Regions from separate parts of the Homo sapiens genome. Here region 2 is linked to region 1. Evidence: chromatin loops called from intact Hi-C (ENCODE). Cell type or tissue: Caco-2. All regions are shown on one strand. Links, peaks and the distances in the headings refer to the core of each region. The heading gives the core; the rest is flanking DNA. Region 1 has its middle 81 kb from the start of LMNB1. Region 2 overlaps LOC105379162 (a long non-coding RNA gene).

Region 1 (8,339 bases), core at 191-8,190:
TGGTTCGGGCAGCCTGCTTTTATTCCCTTATATGGCCCCACCCACATCCTGCTGATTGGTCCATTTTACAGAGAGCTGTTTGGTCTGTTTTACAGAGAGCTGATTGGTCTGTTTTGACGGGGTGCTGATTGGTGTGCTTACAATCCCTGAGCCAGACACAAAAGTTCTCCAAGTCCCCACTAGATTAGCTAGACACAGAGCACTGATTGGTGCATTTACAAACCTTTAGCGAGACACAGAGTGCTGATTGGTGCATTTACAATCCTCTAGCTAGACATAAAAGATCTCCAAGTCCCCACCTGACTCAGGAGCCCAGCTGGCTTTGCCTAGTGGTTGCGGTGCCAGGGCTGCTGGGGGAGCTGCCCGCCAGTACCACACCGTGCGCCTGCACTCCTCAGGCCTTGGGTGGTTGATGGGACCTGGTGCCTCCTACCAGGGGGCGGCACCCGTCCGGGAGGCTCAGGCTGAGCGGGAGCCTAGTGCAGGGGCCGGGGGGGGGGGGGGGGGCGGGGGGTAGGGCATGGCTGCTTACAGGTCCCCAGCCCTGCCCGGCTGGGTGGCAGTGGAGGCCCGTCGAGAATTTGAGCATGGCACGGGCAGGCCGGCTGTGCTGGGGGACCTGGCGCCCCCCTCTGCAGCTGCTGGCCCAGGTGCTAAGCCCCTCACTGCCCCCGGGCTGGGGGCGCAGGCCGGCTGCTCGGAGTGCGGGGGCCTGCCGAGCCCACGCCCACCCGGAACTCACGCTGGCCTGCAAGTGTGCGCCCAACCCTGGTTCCCACCGGCGCCTCTCCCTCCACACCTCCCCACAAGCAGAGGGAGCCAGCTCCAGCCTCGGCCAGCCCAGAGTGGAGCTCCCACAGTGCAGCGGCAGGCTGAAGGGCTCCTCAAGCGCGGCCAGAGTGGGCGCGGAGGTCGAGGAGGCGCCAAGAGCGAGCGAGGGCTGCCAGCACGCTGTCACCTCTCACTATGAACAATTGGCAGGACAGTCATGGTCTGGACCTAAGGAAGGTTTGCTCAGGGCTGACCTACCCACGAGCAGCTGCTCCTGGCAGTCTGAGCGCCTTTCATATTTCCTGTATTAACCTTGTGGCGCACAAAGACAGCATCGAGAACAAGCTAATGAGAATCATCCCTCTCATCATGGAACCCGCATCCCCTGCCTCAAACCAAGCCATGTGCACACGCACACTTGATGATAGCAGAATCGAGGCATCTGTTGACATTTGTCTTCTTTTTGTTTCTAGAGTGTGGTGGGATGCCTCCATCACTGTAGCACTGTCAGATGGGCGACAGCCTTATCGGCCGCCTCCAATCTCAGCAGGATGTGGGTTTTCTTTTTTAACGGGATGCTCTGAAGCCCTTTTGTCCGTGACCAAAAGCATCATTCTTGGCACTGAGCCTGAGGCCTCTTCTCTGACCTCTGCTTCCCTTCCCCTATCTACAATTACTGCACAGTCAGCCCATTGCCTTACTGTACTACTCTGATCATGTTTGATTTCATATACTTAACATCTCTATGTAAAATGACCAACCTTGAGCCTACAGCCTATGAGCTATAGGCTCCCTTCTGCTCAGCAACCAGTCCCTGCAGAGCAGTGAATTCTTTTAGAGAGAGCGTATATCAGGCAGCAGTGCCCAACTCTTTTTTTTTAAATACAAGTGATTTCACAAATGGAAAACTTAAACCTATATAAAACTGGAGAGTAGTATAATGAATACCATATACACATCACCTGAAGTCAACAATTACCTACATGTGGCCAATCTTATTTCATCCATACTTGCACCTTCTACTCTGTCATCTTTTGGATTATTTTAAAGTGAATCCCAGATATAGCATTAATAGCATGACTTTTTTTTTTTTAGTTTGTAATACAATTTTACTCTTCAGAATATACTAAAGATAATATTTACATATGCGCTGTATGTCACATAATATTCTATTTTCTCCTGTTCACTTTATTGAGGTATAACTGACAAAAATTTTATGTATTTATGATGTTAAATGTGATGTTTTGACATATGTATACATTGTGAAATGATTACATCAAGCTATCTTTCTTGTGGTGAAAACATTTAAGATCTACTTTTTTTTTTTTAGCAACTTTCAAGTACACAGTACATATTTTATTTTATTTTTTATTTTTGAGACAGAGTCTCACTCTTTCGCCCAGGCCAGACTGCAGTAGCGCTATCTCGGCTCACTGCAAGCTCCGCCTCCCGGGTTCACACCATTCTCCTGCCTCAGCCCCCGGAGTAGCTGGGACTACAGGCGCCCGCCACCACGCCTGGCTAATTTTTTGTATTTTTAGTGGAGACCGGGTTTCACTGTGTTAGCCAAGATGGTCTTGATCTCCTGACCTCGTGATCCGCCCACCTCGGCCTCGCAAAGTGCTGGGATTACAGGCGTGAGCCACCGCGCCCAGCCTATTTTATTTTATTTTATATTTTATTTTATGTTTGAGACAGAGTCTTGCTCTATTGCTGGTGTGCAGTGGTGAGATCTCCACTTTGAGACCAACCTGGGCAACATGGCAAAACCCAGTCTCTACACACATACACACACAAAATTAGTCAGGCTTGGTGTTGCACACCTGTAGTCCTAGCTACTTGGGAGGCTGAGGTAGGCAGATCACCTGAGCCCAGGAGATTGAGGCTACAGTGAGCTGTGATCTCACCACTGCACTCCAGCCTGGGCAACAAAGCAAGACCCTGTCTTAAAAAAAGAAAACAAAACAAAAAAAACAAAAACCACCCCAAAACAAGAAAACTGAAGTCCCTTGACTTTTGCAGACCATGGCCGAGACTGATTCTTAGTCCTTCTCATCTGGGATGAAGCAGATTTACTAACAAATGTTAGATTTTTTCCTCTTCCTCCTAAGAGCTCCCACAATGCAAAGATTCTGTGGAGCTGCAAAGGTTGACCCGGCCAGAGCTGCCCACGACCCTGGCGTACTGTCCAGAATGGTGCATGCTTCTGGGGAATCTCTCCTCACATAGCAGACCTCCTAACTCAGGACTGCTAATTTTGCTGTAAGATGTTGCCCACGAGGACTGAGTCCTGGGCCCTCACACAGACTCTAGAATAGAGCCACCAATACCCAGATGATAGAGTCTTAGATGGCTTCCCTAGACTCTCCTTATCTCACCTCCATGTCTGGGCCAGCTCAGCCTGGTCTCCCTGGGCTCCTAGTGGCTGAGAGGCCCTTATAGAGGCAAGCCTTGAGTGAGCAGGGCACCTATCATGTGGTGTCTTATGGACATGGCTGAGCCGTGGGCACCCTCAGCTGCCAAACCAGAGGCATCTAACAAAGTTTCAGCCCTGCAGTTACGAGGCAGGGGGAGTGACAAGGAAGGTCAATGATGGAGAAAACCCAGTGACATTTTATACATTAGCAAAGTTAATTGCCAAGTGCCCAAAAGCCTGTCTGAGTGTACTGTTTAAAGGCCAGGAAAACACGGTTCCAGTTCTTACATTGTAAAAGTAATGCAGCTGACCCTTTGCTGGTGATATCCCCACCGCAGGCCTTCTTGCCGCCTGCCTGGCCTCCCTGGCATTGGCTGCACTGGGACCGGTGTTCTGCAGATCTGCCCTCTTGGTGGCTTCCAGACATTCTCTCTCACAAATCTCAAGACTGACTTAAAAAAAATTCCTAACGTCAGCAGTCTTTAAGCCCCCTGAGAGTAAAACACAGTTCATATGTCTACTGAGCATTACTTATTTGCAGCTGGGTGAAAGTTACGGCTGCCTCCTTTCTGGCACTGGGGAAGGGATGAGAGCCAGGAATGCTGTGTGGGTGTCATTTTTATGTAAGACAGACCCGTGCGGTGCAGGCTTTTTCCTACCAAGCACTTCACTGCTTTTGGTAAACACAGAGTCCCCATGAACCAGGGAACCAGATGAGGCTACCTAGAATTTTAGAATAAAACAGGATTTAACAAATTTCAACATTATCATTTTTAAGAGCGCAATCCTTTTCTTTCCAGTGAAATCTAGCCCAGATCCCCACTCTATAAAGCAGAGAGAAACTGGCTGAATGGGGCCAAGGCACCAGAGCCAAGGTGATTGGTCTCTTTCCCATGGCCTGTCCCCATGGCAACTGCAGGATTCCAAGAAGGACTTTTGGAGAAGTGCTGATGGCATATAGTATGGCAAATTTACCCTGACTTTTGGCCCCCTTCCCCAATCACCCGTGCAAGCGCCAAATAAGTGAGATAATGGTTGGTGAGTCTGAGAAAAAAACCAAACCAAACAAAACAGGGAACACGGGGGCTACAGAAGGTGCGGGGGGAGAACAGGACACTACACCTAGGGGACAGGTATGGGCGGAGAGTAGCATCCTTGTCTCCCTCCTGTGAAATGCTTCTCCATGGAAGCATCACACCCCAGAAAACAACCAATAGCAATAGGTGGCTCCGGGGCAGCAGGGTAAGATTAGGGCTGCATTCTACCCACACGGGGGCAGGTGCATACAAAATACGTGCAGGCAGATCTGCCAACCGCATGGAATTTCCTCTTCCCCAGCCTTCTCCTCTTCAAAGGCGAGCTGACTGCAATTCAGGGAGATGGAACTTCCGCCAGGATGGAGGTATGTGGCGGTTCCCTGAGGGCACAGTCACATGCTAACTGTGGCAAATGGGGAGTGGCCGAGTCCAAACGGCAACCCCAGAGGATCTCCCACCCTCAGTGTGTGCCCCGCCCTCCCTGCTGACCCACCAGGGATTCAGCTCTTCTCACCCTGAATACTCACCACTAGCCAAGGTAGTCAAGATCCGCAGGAGAATATGAGATCACAGGGAAAATATAATGAGACATGAAAAAAGGTGGTAGTGGGCTGGGCACGGTGGCTCATGCTTGTAATCCCAGCACTTTGGGAGGCCGAGGCGGGAGGATCACTTGAAGTCAGGAGTTCGAGACCAGCCTGGCTACTGTGGTGAAACCCTGTCTCTACTAAAAATACAAAAATTAGCAGGGTGTGGTGGTGGCTGCCTGTAATCCCAGCTACTCTGGAGGCTGAGGCAGGAGAATTGCTGGAACCCAGGAGGCGGAGGTTGCGGTGAGCTGATTGTACCATTGCACTCCAGCCTGGGAAACAGAGTGAGACTCCATCTCATAAAAAAGAAAGAAAGAAAGAAAAAAGGTGGTAGAATTAACACCAACATGATAGTAAAATAAAAGTAAGTAGATTAAACTCATCAATCCCAAGACAAATATTTGCCAATTAAATTTTAAAAATAATATTTAACAGTATGTTGTCTATAGATGTAAGAGGTTATAGAAATGTTTATTAATTTTTTTCCATGGCCAGGCATGGTGGCTCATGCCTGTAATCCCAGCACTTTGGGAGGCCGAGGCAGGTGGATCGTGAGGTCAGGAGATCAAGACCATCCTGGCTAACATGGTGAAACCCCTTCTCTACTAAAAATACAAAAAATTAGCGGGGCGTGGTGGTGGGTGCCTGTACTCCCAGCTACTGGGGAGGCTAAGGCAGAAGAATGGCGTGAACCCGGGAGGCGGAGCTTGCAGTGAGCCGAGATCGCGCCACTGCACTCCAGCCTGGGCGACAGAGCGAGACTCCGTCTCAAAAAAAAAAATTTTTTTCCTAGTATTCCTTTATCTTTTTTTATTTTTTATTTTTCCATGGGTTCTTAGGGTACAGGTGGTATTTAGTTACATGAGTAAGTATTTTAGTGGTGATTTGTGCGATTTTGGTGCACCCATCACCCGAGCAGTGTCCACTGCCCCATATTTGCAGTCTTTTATTCCTCATCCCCCACACTTCCACCCAAATCCCCAAGTCTGTTGTATCATTCTTACACCTTTGAGTCTTCATAGCTTAGCTCTCACATATCAGTGAGAACATACGATGTTTGGTTTTCTATTCCTGAGTTAGAAAGGTTATAGAAATATTTAGTATTAATATCAGACAAAAGAGAAGTTTAAAACATCAAAGTGGACAAGCAGAATATTGGGATATTATATTTTTGTAAGAGGAACAATATGTCAAGAAGATATAATAATAAACATATCAACATAGCTTCAAATACATAAAGTAGCTACTAACAGGACTGAAGGGAGAAATAAATACATCAGCAGTTGTAATCAGAAAATGCTATATGCTCCTCTCAGAGTTTGATAAAGCATGAAAAAAGTGAAGATGTAAACTACCCAATAAACTGTAGTTTATTTATAGACACATATATATAGCATGTATAGAATATATGCATATATATGTAGCATATATACATATATATATTTGCAACAATCCTGTATTAAGCCACAAAAATGCCATACTTTCAAAGAATCTACATCATAGAGATCATAGTTCTTTGATCATAATGTAATAATTAAAATAATTAAAGCACAAAAGAATAACATCCTCCCTTCTGTTCATTTGCTGGAAGCTAAAAAAAACTCACTACTAAAGCATTCTTGGGTTAAAGAAGGAAGCAAGAGAAACTTAAAAAACATACTTAGAACTAAAATTTAAACAATGAAAACTTTAAAAGATTGTGTGAGATAAAGTAGTACTTAGAAGAAAATTTATAGCTTTAAATCACTCATCCAAAGGTTAAAAAAAAAAAGACTGAAACAAGAGTAAATTAAAAGAAGAAAGGAGGAAGAAATAAACATAAAGCTAAAATCAGTGAGATAGAGGACAAAAGAGGGTGAGAGAAAGAGAAGATTAAGAAAGTTCTACATTTACTCTTCACAAAGATTAGTGAATACACCATTAATCCACTCCTCCTAGACAAAAAGTAAAAGAGAGGATGGAAATAAAACATCAAATGAAGAAGAGGATAACTGCAGGCTGAATGAAGGTGAGGAACACCCATTGGGTGCACCAGAGTTGTACTGGGATGAGGAGGGTGTCCTTATAGTGGGTTGGGTGTAGCCTGGTCTGGGTGTCAGAGCTCGAGAGCAGTGAGGAGGCCTTCCGTGCTGGGGAGGGGATGGCTATGAAGCCGGGAGATGGCTTCCATGCAGAGGAATTGATTAAATAGGCAAGTAAATCAAAGACAATGAAAGTCAAGTTTTCTCACTGTTAGGAAAGGGGGATAGAAATATGGAAATAGAAACAAAATTCACCTCTGTGGTATTGAATTGCAATTGATGGTGTCACTGTGAACTCTTGGTTTTCCATATATGAATATAGATAGATGTAGAAAATTTTATTAAGTAAGATTTATCCAGGAATGAAAGGATGGTGCAACATTAATGTATCATACTACACTGGCAAATGAAAAGTAGAGAGTCACACAACTTTCTCAATGTTTTGTGAATTATACATAATTAATTATAATTATACAGTTTTATTAGCAGCTATCGATTATACATAATTATTATTGAATGTTCTTGAAAAGAATTTTTAAAACACAGAGTATTAGAATAGAAAGGAAATAGAATATAGGAAAAATGTAAAAAAAAATCACACTGGCAGAGAAACAGAACACACCCTTGAAGACTGGAAAACCAGCAAATATAACTGCTAACTAGACAGCAGTGGGAGAGTTGCGGAGCGCCTGGCCACTACATTAACACAGGAGAGAGCAGACCTAGCCAGGTATAAACAAACTGTCATGATCAACAAACTATGAGACTCCTACAGAGTTCAACAAAGATACAGCATAACTAGTGTACATCTACACTGGCACTAACCAACTAGAAAATGTAATAGAAGATAGATATTATTTATTTATTTATTTAGAGACGGAGTCTCACTCTGTTGCCAGGCTGGAGTGCAGTGGTGCGATCTCGGCTCACTGCAACCTCCACCTCCCGGTTCAAGCAATTCTTCTGCCTCAGCCTCCCGAGTAGCTGGGACTACAGGTGTGTGCCAAAACACCCGGCTAATTTTTGTATTTTTAGAGACGAGTTTTCATCATATTGGCCATGCTGGTCTGGAACTCCTGACCTCGTGGTCCACCCGCCTCAGCCTCACGAAGTGCTGGGATTACAGGCGTGAGCCACGGTGCCCAGCCAGTATCATTTATAATGGCAGTACCAACTATAAAATTTGGGAATAAAGTTAACAGAGAACACAGAAGAATTTTATTGGAAAAGATTAAAACGCTATTACAGGACACAGAAAGCAGCTGAATATGTCGTGATATGCTATGATCATTATATGGGGTTACTAAAAATTGTAAAGATGTCAATTTTAATGAAATGAATTATAAATTCACTACAATGCCAGTAAAAATTCCATTAAGACCTTTTCAACTACTTAACAATTCTAAAATTTATACACAAGAATAAAAAGCTTGATCACAAATAACTAAGCCAATTCTGAAAAGAAGAGTAAAGTTGTTAAGGGGTTGGGGAGGAGTTGGTCATT
Region 2 (8,339 bases), core at 173-8,172, 200 kb before region 1:
TTTCAATCTGCTGACAAATCTACTGGCCTTGAGATAAAACTCACTGCTTATGGCATTCCAGCCATGATTTTTTTTTTTTAAGTCTCAGAATTTCAAATTTCTTAATTTTCAAAAGGCCTTCAAATTAATGACTTTACAAATTACAACAGCTTCATGGTAACCAACAACTTAGATAGCTTTAGGAAATATAAATTTAAGTTTTCCTAACAATTGATTACAATGATAGAACACTTAATTGAAAAACTAATAATTTAAAAGAAAAAGAACTAGGTAAGTGTTTATAAAAGGCTGTCATATCAAACAGGTCAATACTTTAAAGCTTAGAAAAATAATATCAGGAATCTCTGCTTGGCATAAAAATTTTACTTTTTCTGCCATACAGAGGCCAAAAAGAAACAACTGGGAAAAAAATGATAAAACTGATTGCTGAACAAAAATATGTTTGTTCTTGGCTTCTTAACCTTTATAGAAAGACTAAATATATTTGATTTATTAATAAACATTTTAAAAATTACAGCCTGGGCAACAAAGCATGACCTTGTCTCTACAAAAAATAAATCAGTAAATAACCAGTTATGGTGACACGCACCTATAGTCTCAGCTGCTCATGAGGCATTACAGGCATGAGCCACTGCACCTGGCCATTTTTTGTTGTGTTGTTGTTTGCTTTTTTTTTTTTTTTTGAGACAGAGTCTCGCTGTGTCGCACAGGCTGGAGTGCAGTGGTGCGATACCGGCTTACTGCAACCTCCACCTCCTGGGTTCAAGCAATTCTCCTGCCTCAGCCTCCCAAGTAGCTGGGATTACAGACACATGCCACCCTGCCTGGCTAGTTTTTTGTTTGTTTGTTTGTTTGTTTTTGTATTTTTAGTAAAGACGGGGTTTCACCATGTTGGCCAGGCTGGTCTTGAACTCCTGACCTCAAGTGATTCGCTTGCCTCGGCCTCCCAGAGTGCTTGGATTACATACGTGAGCCACTATGTCTGGCCCTCTTACCCTTTTTAATGCTATATTTTTCATTTGGCAGGATAATGATATTATTGAAATCTCATAATCAGAAGCTTCTGCTGTCAATTTAGCAGATTCTAGCCTAAGAAATCCTTTCCTATTCATTGGTTAAATAAGAAAATTTCTGTGCTATTGTTAATACTACCTGCTGTAACTGGATAAATTCCTTGGGAAAGTTGAGACCCTGTGTTAGTCTGTTTTCGAAGAAATACCTATGCTGGGCACAGTGGCTCATGCCTGTAATCCCAGGACTTTGGGAGACTGAGGTGGGAGGCTTGCTTGAGCTCAGGAGTTGGAGACCAGCCTGGGCAATATAGCAAGACCCTTGTCTCTAAAGAAAATAAAAATATATTCTTTAATTATTAAAAAAAAAAAGAAGAAATATCTGAGTCTGGGTAATTTAGAAAGAAAAGAGGTTTAATTGGCTGACAGTTCTGCAGGCTGTCCAGGAAGCATAGCAGCTTCTTCTTCTGGAGAGGCGTCAGGAAACATACAATCATGTCCGAAGGGGAAGGAGGAGCAGACACATCACATGGCTGGAGTAGGAGCAAGAATGAGAGCAGGGAGGTGCTACACACTTTTAAACAACCAGATCTCACGATAACTCACTATCATGAGAACTGCACAGAAAAGATGGTCCTACCCATTCATGAGAACCCCTCCCCATGAGCTAATCACCTCCCACTAGACCCCACCTCCAACATTGGTGATTACAATTTAATGTGAGATTTGGGTGGCAACACAGATCCAAACCATATCAGGCCCACTTACACAAAACAAGAAAACAGGCCACATGGTTACAACAGGTATTTGTACAACATGCAATTCCATATGGTCATTTGATTTAATCAGTTGGTTGTTTTTAAGCCTAGGTTTATGGCTCAAAAACATATTATGCAAATTGGGATTGTCATACTATTATTCATTTTACTTTGTATTTTTCCTTTTTAAACTTTGTATCTGCTACTTGTTAAATTTTTACAGAAGTACAACTCTTAACAAAATAATACTGGCTCAACACTTTGAGATGATGGTAAAAGACTATGGAACAGACAAAATTGAACTTTAATAATGGACTTTAGGTATACTTAGCCTGAGAGCCCCTCCCTTCGAACCTCCCTTGTTGCTTAAATATTGCTGAAAGTCTTTTGACACTGACTTCTAGTCACTAGTCACTAGTCACTACCCTTAACACGAGAAGAAACCAGCAACTGGGACAAATTCATCCCTGCACCGAGGGACATCAAAACCTAAGTACAGGCTGGGCGCGGTGGTTCATGCCTGTCATCCCAGCACCTTGGGAGGCCGAGGCGGCAGATCACTTGAGGCTGGGAGTTTGAGACCAGCCTTGCCAATATGGCAAAATCCCATCTCTATAAAAAACATGAAAATTAGTTAAGTGTAGTGGCACATGCCTGTAATCCCAGCTACTCTGGAGGCTGAGGCAGGAGAATTGCTTGAACTGGGAAGGCAGAGGTTGCAGTGAGCTGAAATCTTGCCACTGCACTCCAGCCAGGGTGACAGAGCAAGACTCTGTCTCAAAAAACAAAACAAACAAAGCAAAATACCTAAGTACAGGGTGATTAATCAGTGATACTTTCAGAGAAAGACCTTGATCAACAGAGGAAAATGTGAAAGTTGTCAGAATGAAAATAAAATCACTACTGTTAAAAAAAAAACACACACAAAACCCTAACAAATAGAACCAGAAAGGCTACGAAGAGAGAGTTCTCACACTTGTATGCCTGAAAACAAAAACATCACAAAAGGCTCTGCAAAAACCACAGCCTCACACAAAAGCTACCAAAACCTTAAACAAAAAATACTTCTGTAAGGACATCTGCCCTGCAACTGCCTGTCCACCTTTGGACTGGTATCACCTTTGTTATTGATCTTCGTAGCCAAAGATAATTATTATAAAACAATTATATAATCCTCCTTATTTCCTTTAAAAATCCTTTGTCTTCTTTTACCTCCCTGAATACACATATAGTTAATGATTGCAAAGCTTTATTCCCAAATATCATTTTCTCTTAGAGACCCTCTCTCTGTTACTTAGGTTGACCATGCTAATCCATTCACCATTCTGTGAGATCTGACTCGAAGACTATCTCATTATCCTAAAATATCCATTTTTCTGCTTTTCTGCTTAATTTTCCCTAAGTTTCTGTGACCCCTCCAAGTTATTTCCCAATGAGCAATTCTATCATTCCTCATTTAATTTCACTCTCTTAAATGTAAACTCTAATTAATTTATACCTTTGGCCTACTCCTTTCAGAGCCCTCTTCTTCCACAATTTGTTAGTTTGAGATTGTAAACTTCCGCACAAGAGAGCAGAATATTATGCTGGGTGGGTTAGTCCCAGTGATTGCAAAAAATGCCAGTGAGTATAATTTTCATATGCTGAGAATACTGGTGATTACATTTCACAGTTACTCATTAGCTTCTTGTCAGGCTGAGCATCACCAAGAGCAGGTCTGTAGGTGAATCCCATATAGGGGAGTATGGGAGAGGAGGTGAGCAGTGGCTGGAATCTAGCCAGCACCCCACTCACCAAGCTGTGTGAATCTCAGGGCATTCAGTGAGGCCCTGGCAAATGGGGATCAATATAAAAATACTCAGTAAGACGTCTTCTCTGACTTTAACGTGATTTACTGATAGAAGCCTGCCTTTCAGAAAACATCTTTTTCTTCTTTTTAGAATGTGGGAAGATGTGTGTGATAGAATACTAAATAAGTTGAGATTTACCTAGTTTTGTGGACAAAAATAACGCATATGACCAGAAAACAAAGTCAGTGCATCCAATTGTTTCCAGTATTATTTCTGCATGGAGGAGTTATGGATGATTCTTATTTATATCCTTATACCTTTAAAAATTATCAACAGCATGGCTGGGCTGGGCGATAGCTCACACCTGTAATTCCAACACTTTGGGAGGCTGAAGCAAGGGGATTGCTTGAGCCCAGGAGTTCGAGATTAACCTGGGTAACATAACAAAACTCCGTCTCTACCAAAAATACAAAAATTAGTTGGGCGTGGTGGTGCACTCCTGTTGTCCCAGCTACTCCAGAGGCTGTGGTGGGAGGACCACTTGAGCCTGAGAGGTCGAGGCTACAGTGAGCCGTACTGCACCACTGCACTCCAGCCTGGGTGACAGAGTAAGTCCTTGTCTCAAAACAAAAAAAAAAAAAAAAAAAAAGGAAGAAAGAAAATAAAAATTATCTACAGCAGATGTATTTTATCAGAAAAGACGGAACAATTTTTGCTTTGTATACACTGCTCCTCGTGTGGAATGCACTCTCCCTCTGTTCTGTCTGTTAGAGTTTCAAATCCAAGATAAATGTCAAGTCTTCTGTGAAACCTGTTTCCTAGTCTATTTTCTCCTTAACTTGACTTTTCCACCCTGATTTTTCCAAGTTCATTATTTGCCTAATACTTCCGCTTCCTGACCAGAAGAGGTCGGTGTTGCGTCGCTTAAGAAAAAGCAAAGCCTTTCTGATAAATTGTTTTGGGGTTTTTGTTTGTTTTGTTTTGCTCTTTTTTACTAAGGGAAAACTTTTTCTTTAGAAATATGATATTATATTTCCTAGAGATATTATGATATTATAGAAGTTAGACATAAACATCTATCAGTGCCTCTGTAACTAACAAGTTTTCAAGTGGAGTATTATCAACAAATGGAAACTTATAGCCTTTGGATTATTCTCATTAGTACCTAGCACTTTACTAAGCCACAGAGAATTTTATCTGATATGTAAAACTTTGAAAGTAGAAAAAGAGAAAACAAGAGAGAATACATTTAAACAGGAAAACCAAACTTTTCCAGGGACAAACTAAAAACCATTAGTACAGTACTTCAAAGCATCAACTTGGGAGTTAGACCAACTAGGATTTGAGGTTTTTTTGTGTTTTTTGTTTTTGTTTATTTGTTTGTTTTTGAGACGGTGTCTTGCTCTGTCAGCCAGCCTGGATCTCAGCAGTGGTGCGATCTCAGCTCACTGCAACCTCTGCCTCCCGGGTTCAAGTGATTCTCCTGCCTCAGCCTCCCAAGTAGCTGGGTTTACAGGTGTGCACCACGATGCCCGGCTAATTTATTTTGTATTTTCAGTAGAGACAGGGTTTCACCATGTTGACCAGGCTGGTCTCAAACTCCTGGCCTCAGGTGATCTGCCTGCCTTGGCCTCCCAAAGTGTTAGGATTACAGGCGTGAGCCACCGTGACCGGCCGGTATTTGAGTTTTGACTCCATCACTTACTGTGCAACTTTAAGCATGCTCCATACACCACAGGCCTCATCCTCAGCTTCTCATCTTGAAAGTGGGGATACTGATAGCTAATTCACAATATTGTTTTTATTTTGTGGTGGTAATGATGGGTTTTTTGTTTTGTTTTGTTTGTTTATTTGAGACAGGGTCTCACTCTGTCCCCCAGGCTGGAGTGCAGTGGTGCGATCTGAGCTCACTGCAACCTCCAAGCCGTGACTACAGGCGCACGCCACCACACCTAGCATAGCTGTCCGCTCTTTAATTTTCACTGTGGGAACTACTCTCCTGGCACCAAGTGTCTTACAATAACCTCTTAGTTCATCCCCTGCCTCCTCTCTCACCTTTCCCATAAATAAATTGGGACAATTCAGTTAATTCTGTATGCTGCTACTAGAATGATGTAGTCACCTGTGGTCCCTTCATCTTTCTGTTAAAAAGCCATTCATAGGCAGGGTGCGGTGGCTCATGCCCATAATCCCAGCACTTTGGGAGGCCGAGGAGAGTGGATCACTTGAGGTCAGGAGTTTGAGACCAGCCTGGCCAACATGGCAAAACCCCTTCTCTATTAAAAATTAAAAAAATTAGCCGGGCGTGGTGGCGCGGGCCTGTGGTCCCAGCTACTCAGGAGGCTGAGGCATGAGAATTGCTTGAACTCGAGAGATGGAGGTTGCTGTGAGCTGAGATCGCCACTGCACTCCAGCTTGGGTGACAGAACAAGACTGTCTAAAAAAAAAAAGCCATTCATGAAATGTTCTGTGGATGGATGGTGACGGTGATTCCACAACAATGTCAATGTACTTAGTGCCACTGAACTTACACTCAAAAATGGTTAAAATAATAAATATTATGTTATGCATATTTTATTACCAAAAAAATTAATGATTCAAACATCCACAACATAATGTTCTATAGGGACCATCACCATCCAACTCCAGTCAATCTTCATTAGTACAGCTGCATCTTACTGTATGATGGTCATACCACCCCCAGCGCCCCCACATACGCTTGCACTCACACTCCTTTCTCGGCAACAACTTCCTTCAAAGTCCTCATACCTAGCCTGTGCTTTTTCTTGGATTTAGCTCTTTTGTTTTTCAAACTTGCTGGATATAACCATATGCTGACCTTCCAGCCATTCAAAGCCCAGTTCAGCTGCATTTCGTCCATGAAGTCTTCCCTCTCATATCTGTCGTGTTGGAAATAATCTCTTTTGCTGGGCTTCAGTGTTTTCTATCACTATTCTGCCTGTATAAATCTTCTTAAGGACTGAGACCGTGCCTTAATCCTCTTGGTATTTCCCCTCACTTTTACCACAGTGCTTCGCACGGAGCTACTTGGGAGGCTGAGGTAGGAAGACAGCTTGAGCCAAGGAGTTGGAGGCTGCAGTGAGCCATAAATGCACCACTGCACTCCAGCCTGGGTGACAGAGTGAGACACTGTCCCCCCAAACTCCTCCCAAAAAACAGATGAATCTTCATTGTAAATGATTTGTAACAATGAACTCTGGACTTCTTAGCTATTTTTACTAGCTTAGCCATTTTACTTGGCCATTTTTACTAGGAGAAAAGTTTAACTCTTTTTTTCCTTTTTTGTTTTTTTTTTTTACCTTTTTTTCTTTTTTTTAAACTTTTTTTCTTTTTTCTTATTTTCGGAGAAAAGTCTCTTAAAAAACAAGAAAACAAAAACACAAAGAAAGAGTTTTGAACCTACTTGAGGACTGAGCTCCTGGTCTAATATAAATATACATTTTCTATTTCAAAAAATAGCATTCTTAGGCCAGGCGCGGTGACTCATGCTTGTAATCCCAGAACTTTGGGAGGCTGAGGTGGGTGGATCTCCTGAGGTCAGGAGTTTGAGACCAGCCTGGCCAACATGGTGAAACCCCATCTCTACTAAAAATACAAAAATTAGCCAAGCGTGGTGGCATGGGCCTGGAATCCCAGCTACTTGGGAGACTGAGGCAGGAGAATCCCTTGAACCTGGGAGGCGGAGGTTGCAGTGAGCTGAGATCGCACCGTTGCACTCCAGCCTGGGCGACAAAAGCCAAACTCTGTCTCAAAAAAAAAAAAAAAAAAAAATTAGCCAGGCACAATGGCAGGCCCCTGTAATTCCAGCTACTCAGGAGGCTGAGGCAGGAGAATCGCTTGAACCCAGGAGGCGGAGGTTGCAGTGAGCCGAGATCATACCACTGCACTCTAGCCTGGGTGATGGAGTGAGACCCTGTCTGAAAAAAAAAAAAAGAAGTTGGCTTTCCTTTAGGTGGATGTGGTAGTACACACCTGTAATCCTCGAAACTCAGGAGGCTGAGGCAGAAGAATCACTTGAACCCGGGAGGTGGAGGTTGCAATGAGCCAAGATCGCACCACTGCATTCCAGCCTAGGTGACGGAGCAAGACCCTGTCTCAAAAAAAAAAAAAAAAGAAATTGTATTTCCTTTTGTTCCTAAGCAGATAGCTACCGATAAAAGGTTAAATCTCTCTGTAGGTAGCTACTCTGTGTTCACCTTTTATGTAAAGTGCTAACTTATGATTTACTTAGAGCGAAATGAATACATAATTGACTATTACCCTCCCTGCTCCTTTTCTCCTGCAACATGTGGACTACCATACACTTCCTCTTTCCCCTCCAGCCCATTTTTCCCCTTTAAATATTGAAGCCCTCAAAATCATCTTTGGAGAAAGGCACAGACCACAGACTGTGTGATTTCTTGTTTATTTCTTCCAGGCATGTCCTTAAACTTGACAAAATAAACTTCTTAATTGATTGAACCTGTCTCAGATCTTTTTTGTTTACAGTAGTCACAGCCACAGCCCACATAACTGAGGCAGATTTAGAGAAATTGGATCATGGGTAAATGACTTTCATTTCCTATAAGCAAGGTTGATGATGTTGCTGTTTCACTAGTACAGGCTGCTTATGACCATGTTCATTCTGATTGATGAATACTACTGCTGAATAGTGTGTCAATGATTTTGATTACTGCTCTTTTCTGAAAGCTTTTAGGCCTAGCTTTTGAAAACAGAATGATCTAGAAACAGAGAGAAGAATCATTCTCCACCACCAAATA

The links. A loop is a pair of places that touch in the nucleus more often than their neighbours do. Peaks named below come from ENCODE experiments on the same cell type or tissue, not always from the same donor. Only the 100,000 strongest peaks of a DNase experiment are listed, where the experiment ranks them.
Region 2: it touches region 1 in a loop (4-fold over the local background); 2 of 110 quality-filtered maps call a loop at or near these places.

Annotation. Positions count from the first base shown.
Region 1 is chr5:126,854,121-126,862,459 of GRCh38, forward strand. No RefSeq gene overlaps it. Among named protein-coding and RNA genes, the nearest start is that of LMNB1, 81 kb to the left of the region's middle. In Caco-2, for the core only: no CTCF peak of the experiment used is centred there; a DNase peak (open chromatin) is centred at 4,567.
Region 2 is chr5:126,652,133-126,660,471 of GRCh38, forward strand. LOC105379162 (a long non-coding RNA gene) reads right to left here. Exons shown (of 3, transcript XR_001742530.1): 3 at 7,631-7,669. Among named protein-coding and RNA genes, the nearest start is that of SPMIP10, 25 kb to the left of the region's middle. In Caco-2, for the core only: a CTCF peak has its summit at 4,471 (motif pointing right); no DNase peak of the experiment used is centred there.